Regions from separate parts of the Mus musculus genome. Here region 1 is linked to region 2. The links are chromatin contacts, found by Hi-C or POLR2A ChIA-PET in ENCODE. All regions are on one chromosome and are shown on one strand. Each heading gives the region's core, a stretch centred on a gene start or an enhancer-like site at or near the end of the contact. The rest is flanking DNA. Distances are from core to core; before and after follow the strand shown. Region 1 holds the start of Polr1b (polymerase (RNA) I polypeptide B). Region 2 holds the start of Ttl (tubulin tyrosine ligase).

Evidence for each region. Hi-C counts contacts between places; a loop is a spot of excess contacts on that map. ChIA-PET counts read pairs that join two places held with the same protein, here RNA polymerase II (POLR2A).
Region 1: POLR2A ChIA-PET joins it to region 2 with 22 read pairs in embryonic stem cell. The contact joins the promoter of Polr1b here to the promoter of Ttl in region 2. A Hi-C loop is called at or near these places in 1 of 37 maps with a recorded cell type or tissue (left cerebral cortex). POLR2A ChIA-PET finds 5 or more read pairs at or near these places in 4 of 5 experiments (Patski and embryonic stem cell).

What each region holds. Positions count from the first base shown.
Region 1 is chr2:129,099,668-129,103,439 of GRCm38, forward strand. It overlaps Polr1b (polymerase (RNA) I polypeptide B), which reads left to right and starts at 1,329. Exons shown (of 15, transcript NM_009086.2): 1 at 1,329-1,596; 2 at 3,296-3,463. The coding sequence starts at 1,420. It overlaps Gm46764 (predicted gene, 46764), which reads right to left and starts at 1,276. Exons shown (of 3, transcript NR_168333.1): 1 at 1,167-1,276.
Region 2 is chr2:129,063,831-129,067,497 of GRCm38, forward strand. It overlaps Ttl (tubulin tyrosine ligase), which reads left to right and starts at 2,117. Exons shown (of 7, transcript NM_027192.2): 1 at 2,117-2,473. The coding sequence starts at 2,317. It overlaps Vinac1 (vinculin/alpha-catenin family member 1), which reads right to left and starts at 2,079. Exons shown (of 11, transcript NM_001370941.1): 1 at 1,307-2,079.

The sequences.
Region 1 (3,772 bases), core at 79-2,578, 35 kb after region 2:
AAGCCAAACACTAGAAACAGCACGAATTCTGACACTATCCAACCACCTTCCTACCTCTTGCTCTTGATTGCCCAGAAGCAGGCTGGGGTGGCTTCCTTTCTTCTGGGTAGCATGGCCTGGTTACTGCTTGCCGTCCTGCTGATGTGCTTCATGCATTAAGAGTTGAGTAGACATAAGCACAGCCCACAGAATCAATTAAGCAGGGCTCAGAGGGGCTCACAGAGACTGAAGAGACAGTCCTGGAGCCTGTGTGGCTCTGAGCTAGGTCCTCGGCATTCATGTTATGGATGTATAGCTTGGTGCTCTTGGGGGACTTCTGGCAGTAGGAGCAGGGGCTGTCTTGGACTCTCTTGCCTGCTCTTGGGACCCCTTTTCTTCTATTGATTTGCTTTGTCCAGACTTGATATGAGGGATTGTGCCTAGTGTTATTGTAACCTGTTATGCCATGTTCAGTTGATATACCAGGGAGGCCTGCTCTTTTCTGAAGGGAAATAGAGGAGGAGTGGATCTGGAGGAGAAGGGGGGTGGGGAGGAAGATTGGGAGGAGTGGAGAGAGGGGAAACTGCAGTTGGAATGCAATGTATGAGAAAAACTAAACAAAAAAACAAAGACTTGAGAAAGAGGGGGCTGGGGGTGACACATGCCTTTAACCCAGCACTCAGGCAAAGACAATGGACCTCTGTGAGTTCCAGGCCAGCCTGGTCTAGGACAGCCAGGACTACATAGAGACCCTGACTCAAAAAACAAAGAAACAAAAATAAATAAATAAATATTATTTTAATAAACAGACAAGTTGAGAAGAAATGACAGGTTGGTGCCCCACACCTCCATTTTAGTTGAAGCCAAGAATCCAGAGTCTCCTGAGGTCTGCATCAGGGTGCAATAGGAAAACTCCAGAATGGGACAGAAGGGAACCTTTAAAGATACGTCTTGTATCAGGTCCTAATTAACGAATTAAGCTAATATGGGTCACAGAGGTCACACACTAAAGTGGAGCAGGATTTAGTATGGTTTGCAGGTTACAAAACAGCGAAGCCTCTTTCTCTCTCTCCACCCCCACCCCCACCCCCACCCCCACCCCGGTGTTTCAAGACAGCTCTGTGTAACTACTCTGAATGACTTGGAACTCTCTTTGTAGACCAGACTGGTCTCGAACTCACAGATACCTGACCTCCTGATTGCTGGGATTAAAGGCGTGTCTTCATGTCTGCGCGTAGTTTTAACCGGTCTAATCACGCCATGGTGTAAGTTTCCAGTCGACTCTGAGAAAAGAAAGGACCAGTGTGGGGCGGGCCGAACAAGAGGAACTACATTTCCCAGAAGGCCACGGGGTAGGGTGGCTGTGGGGTTGGTCCGGCCATTCCAGCCAGCCACGAGTAGCGTCCTAGCTCCGGTCTCCCGTCCGGGACTGGCAGAAGCATGGATGTCGACGGCCGGTGGCGGAACCTGCCCAGCGGGCCCAGCCTAAAGCATTTAACCGACCCCTCGTACGGGATTCCCCCAGAGCAGCAAAAGGCAGCTTTGCAGGACCTGACGCGGGCGCACGTGGACTCCTTCAACTACGCGGCGCTGGAGGGGCTGAGCCACGCGGTGCAGGTGAGTGCCGTGCACTGCGCTCCAGAGCTCTACCCTTGGCCTGGGGGGTCCTGGAGCGTCCCTGCGGTTGGGAGAAGTGGCCGGGGGGTGGGGGGGTGAGGGGTGCCTACAGTATGACCACAAATAGGGACGTGAACTCACCCTGCATTGCTTTGGGTAGTTCAGAGAAAAAAAGCAACTCATAAGCCTAGTGGTGTAGGGAAACTTGTATTTGTGACTCCTGGATTTATATATGAGTACGAGTCTGGTTTGGGGCGAACCATTTCTGGGTACTGTGAGATGAGAGTGAGGAAGTGATCTTTTTGGAACTGTGTTTTCCACCATTCCCAGCACTCGCGCCTTTTCACACCTGGAGTCTTACGTTCTAAAACTACCTCACAAGGTTCCAAGCTGATCAGACAGACTGCAGCAAGCACATCCTTCAGTTTGCTTCCCTTAAAGTTTTCTTTTTGGGGCGGGAGAATGGAGACGGTTCGAGATAAGGTTTCTCTGTGTAGCGTTTGCTGCCCTGGAGCTCCGTGGACCAAGGCTGGCCTCGAACTCAGAGATCTGCCTGCCTCTGCCTCCCGAGCACTGGGATTAACAGTGTGTGCCACCATCGCCCGCTTGCTTGCTTGCTTGCTTTCTTTCTTTCTTTCTTTCTTTCTTTCTTTCTTTTTTTTTTTTTTTTCTTTCGAGACAGGGTTTCTCTGTATAGCCCTGGCTGTCCTGGAACTCACTGTGTAGACCAGGCTGGCCTCGAACTCAGAAATCCGCCTGCCTCTGCCTCCCGAGTGCTGGGATTAAAGGCGTTCGCTGCCCGCTTTCTTTCTCTTTAAGAATTTGCAAGAGGAAAACTTGCCACCTGTTCTGAGTTGGTCATGTTGAGGAAGATAAAAAGTCCAGGGGAATCATTGTAACAGTGGTAGCAGAGTAAGGACGGGGAAGGTCTCTTTTTGTTGGCATCTTTAGTTTTTCCTGGCACGGCACTCTGAGAGTAAGACACCTCTCAGGTGTAATTGCTCCTCACTTTGGATGTTGGTTGTGTAACGGTAGCAGGCACCAGCAAGCAGTCAGTGCCATATTCTTTGAGAACTGCTCTAAGATGTGGCGCTTTCTGAGTCAGGAGTACAAGGGAAATGCTGCGACTAATCCAGGTGTTTAGAAAGCTCTGCATTAGATAAGGCTAAGGGAAGAAGATGGTGCCCTCCCTCAGGAGGCAGGGTAGGTTCAGGGAGAGAAATATGTAGTAGACAGTACCCTGAGCTTTCGTTACCAAACAACTGTATTGTGAGAACAAAGGATGGGGATATGTTGGAGAGCTTTGACTGCCAGACTGAGACTTGACAATATGGAAGCCATTTAGAACTCTTCGAACTGCCAGGCTTCAGTGTGAGGGAATAAAATATACAAAGCTGAGCTTTTAGATGAGAAGAGTTTCCCTATACTTGCCCCTGAAAAGCAGAGAAGGTAGATGCTTAGCTCAGCCTTTTCTGTGTCCGTAGAACCTACTGCAAATCAAATACATAGCGCACCATCCAAAAAGTTAAATAGTTGGCCAAGTTACCAGTTGGTTGTAACTTTAGTTGTCCCTTTTGGATTTGTTGCATTGGTGTGGTAGATGTCAGTGAGTGTAGACCACAAGTGGTGATTTCGGGGAGTCTTAGTGAAAAGTGCGTTGAAAAATGCAAGTGATTTAGCAGCGTGAATTGTCTTTCAGGCCATACCTCCCTTTGAATTTGCTTTCAAAGATGAGCGCATATCTCTTACCATTGTGGATGCTGTCATCAGTCCACCCTCAGTGCCCAAAGGGACCATCTGCAAAGATCTCAACGTTTATCCAGCTGAGTGTCGTGGCCGAAAGAGCACCTACCGAGGGAGGCTGACGGTGAGCATTTAGTGACATAGTGACAGCAGGTGGCTGTCCCTGCACACTTCTGAGACTAGGGCTGGTGCCACTGAAGTGATTGTATCTTCATCTAAAGGGACTGTGTGTCATCCAAAACATGAAGTCACTTCCCTGTGGCCTCTTCCTCCTTGTAACATGCTCTTTTGTGAGGCTGGGGAGATGGCTCAGTGGTTAGGAGCACTGCCTTTTCTTCTAGAGGATCAGGGTTTGGTTCCCAGCACCATATGGTGGTTCACAGCTGCCGGTAACTCCAGTCCCAGCAGATGTAATACCCACTTCTGGCCTCCA
Region 2 (3,667 bases), core at 867-3,366:
TATGGTAAAAAAGCAATCTTGAAGATCAATAACAATAACATTATCATTTTGGGAATGGCAGAAGGAGACAGCAACCCAGGTTGAAGGGCTCCCATGCTTTCCATGGTGCCATTTAGTTCTCTAGAGTCCTGTAATAGTCGCCATTTGCCTGATTTCTTTCTTAATAACAAAAATTGAAGTGTTCTAAGGGCTAGTGGAAGACTCAATGTGGCCTTTTTGAAGTTGTTCTTCCACCAGCAGAGTAGCTGCTTCAATGTTTACATTTGTTAAGGGTCACTTGTGTTTGTGATATTTTGTTACTTTCTTTTCAGAAGTCAGACTCCTCCTCTGAGGTTGGTTTTTTTCTCTTCTGATTCACCACGACTCTCTCCTGAACTACTTTTCTCAGACTTTTCTGTTGAGGAATAAACATTTTTCTTAGATCCTGAGTGAGACTGTAGTAATGGAGTCTGCTCATGAGGTGAATCTGATGCTGCTTGGGCGCCTAAGGCCTTTCTGTCATCTGCTAATGTTTCCTCAAGTGTATTCCAAATAGCAAACGAAGAGCAAATGCTGTAAGGGGCACACCTTTTCCTCCATTCTCTATAAACCAGTTTTTAATATCTAACCCTAACTTCTTCCATGTATCCACATCTAAACTTCCCCTTTCTGGGAGCCAGGGACTGACTGTACAAACTGAAGAAAGTCAGTCAGATGGCTAGTTTTAACCTTAAAGACTTTTCTTTCTTTCTTTCTTTCTTTCTTTCTTTCGGGTTTTTTGTTTTGTTTTGGTTTGGTTTAGTTTTTCGAGACAGGGTTTCTCTGTATATAGTTCTGGCTGTCCTGGAACTCACTCTGTAGACCAGGCTGGCCTCGAACTCAGAAATCCGCCTGCCTCTGCCTCCCAAGTGCTGGGATTAAGGGCGTGCTCCACCATTGCCCAGCTAAGACTCTTTTCTTAAGAGTATACTTATTAATATCTGTAAAGAACTCTCTATCTGTAGATTCACTTTGTCCCATCTTGAGAGATACCCATGAAATGCACACAACCCAGAACTGATGTCTTCTGACCTAAGACGGGTGCTGATAGCTTCCAACAGAACAGCTAGGCACTGATGGCACCTAGTATCAGCCTCTGCTGATGGCAGCAGGCAATAAAAGCCAGAGCTGATGGCTCCTGGCTTAACATGGGCACTGATGGTACCCAACCAGGAACTGATGGCCCCAACTATCCGCCTCTACTGATGGCAGAAGACAATTTAACTGCACACTCCTTGTCCAATGGATTTGTAAGACCCAGTTAAGAGTCCTATCTGTGTCCACTTACCTTATTCAATGTCGCTGTTCGGGTGCCAAATTAGAACATTGGGAGCCTCCTGGCCCGGGCCAGGGGTAGCAGTGGAGTCACAGAGTAAGGACTCTGGTGATGGCTTTAACGTCTGAGGGTCTTGGGGCTTTCTAGCTCTCTAATTATACTGAAATGCTGATGATAACTTCTAAAAAGTCCTAAAAACTTTCTTGCTCTTTCTGAGGGCTTGCTTGCTGGCTTAGGCGATTAACACCTGTAGCCTATCAGGGGAGGATTAAGCAATACAGCCTTTGTTCTATCTCAGCAGGAATCTTTCCTAAAATGAGTCCCTCATAGCCTTGCTTAATGAGGGCTCACTGTCGCAGATTATATAATAATCCAAGGCAGGCTACTTCAGGATGATCACCTGCTAGTTATTAGCTTGTCCCATTATGGCTCCTGACATGTGTCCGATTTTACCGCACCCAGATCAAACCCAGAGCTCAGTGCTGGCTAAGCAAGCACTCTACCAACTGAGCTACACCCATGCCTGGATCTTTTGTTTCATCCACCAAATCTGATTTTGAACTTGGTGGAAGACCCAGACAGAGGGCGGAAAGGGATATTGGCGGGCTATGGCGCAGCTGGAATTATTTCCCTTGGTCTCTCCACCGCAGTTTGCTATTACTGCAGCCACACTTGAGACCCATGTCACCGGCCACACACTGAGTGGCGGGGCGGCCCTGGTGGGCCCTGCTTGGGAGCTCCTGCCGCCGCAACCCGCAGACCTGCCCTTAGCGCCGCGCGGAATCACGGTCGTGGGCGGGGCGCCGGCGGTGGGCGGGGCGCTGGGGGTGGGCGCGGCGTCCGGGTGGCGCTCGCCACTCGGGCGGTGGCGCGGGCGCCCAGGGCAGACACTAGGGTAATCCGGAGGCGCGGCCCTGGAATTAGACCGACAGCGGGGCTGAGGCTGAGGCTGGGGCAGTGTGCACGCGGGGCCGCCGTGCCCTGGACTCGTGTAGCGGCTGCGGGGCGCGCTGCCCTTCGCCATGTACACCTTCGTGGTGCGCGACGAGAATAGCAGCGTCTACGCCGAGGTCTCCCGGCTGCTGCTGGCCACCGGCTACTGGAAGAGGCTACGGCGAGACAACCCCAGGTTCAACCTGATGCTGGGGGAGAGGAACCGACTGCCCTTCGGGAGACTAGGTGAGCCCTTCCCTCGTGGCCGCTGCGCGCATGAATCGGAGAGCGAGCGCTTTTGTTTTTTAAGGTCATTAATCTTCCCTAGGCGCGAGCTCACCTTAGCAGATATAAAATGGGTCTAGCAAGACCTAAACCCGTAGCTGGATTTGGAACGGAGTCTGGGTGCGGTTGCCCTGTCTGCTGACAGTGACCTATACCCGCACTCAGGGTGTCGGCCTGGTTCCCCTGCTTCCCTGGGCCCGCATCAGTCATCTTGCAGCTTTCCGCCACTTAGGATTCAGCTCTGTGTGGTGTGGGCGTGGAAGGGGAGTTGAAACCGCCGAGGCTTGGGTTACCCGGAGGCCAAGATGAACCGGCAGGGAATTTGGAGAAAACTCACTGACTTACCCAAAGCAGGAGCTTCCAGGGAAGCTGGAGCGTGGGGAGCTGTTCCATTTCAGACCTTTCCTTTAGCTGCACCAAAAGTTTACATTTGCAGCTGCATTTAGTGATGTTTTCTTACACGATCTTGGGTGACTTTTGCTCTCCTCATCCACATGTGCGAAACTGGCTTGGTACCATTCTATTCGCGTACTCTCATGTAGGAAGGGACAGCAACTCCCTTTTAAATGACGTAATCTTGAAGTTGTCCTAATGGGTTCAACTAGCATCCCACAGACTTGAACCTGGTCTCATGGTCCCTTCACTACATAGTCATCTGGGGAGGGCTTGCCTCTCTCTGGGTGTCTGGTTCTTTTCCAGAATTTCACTTGGGGGTGGGATCATTTGTATTTCAAGGACAGAAGAGGAGGGGGGCATCTCTACCTTAGCAAACACCCCAGAAAGTAGTGTCCCGTGTCCTGAAGAGGAGAGGTTTTTTTCAGACATAGGTGTGGTCAGCGGTGGATGAGGCTAAACGGAAAGCAGTTTGTTTGGAACTAACAGGCAATTTGGCAAGCTTGCATAGGGCACTTGGGTGACATTATAGCCACAGCAAGCTATGATGGCTTATGGAATGAAGTTTGTTAAGGCTTAGTCTTACTGAATTAGTTCAGGGACAACTTTTCATTATTATACATGTTTATACTCTAGCGTGGCGACTCCATGGAGTGGTGGTTGGAAGACTCAGACGTCACAGACTAGAAAATGTGCTTAGAAACTGATGTCCTGTGGTAGCAGATTCCTCCGGAAGGGCTCAGCAAAGAAAGCCCCTCAAAA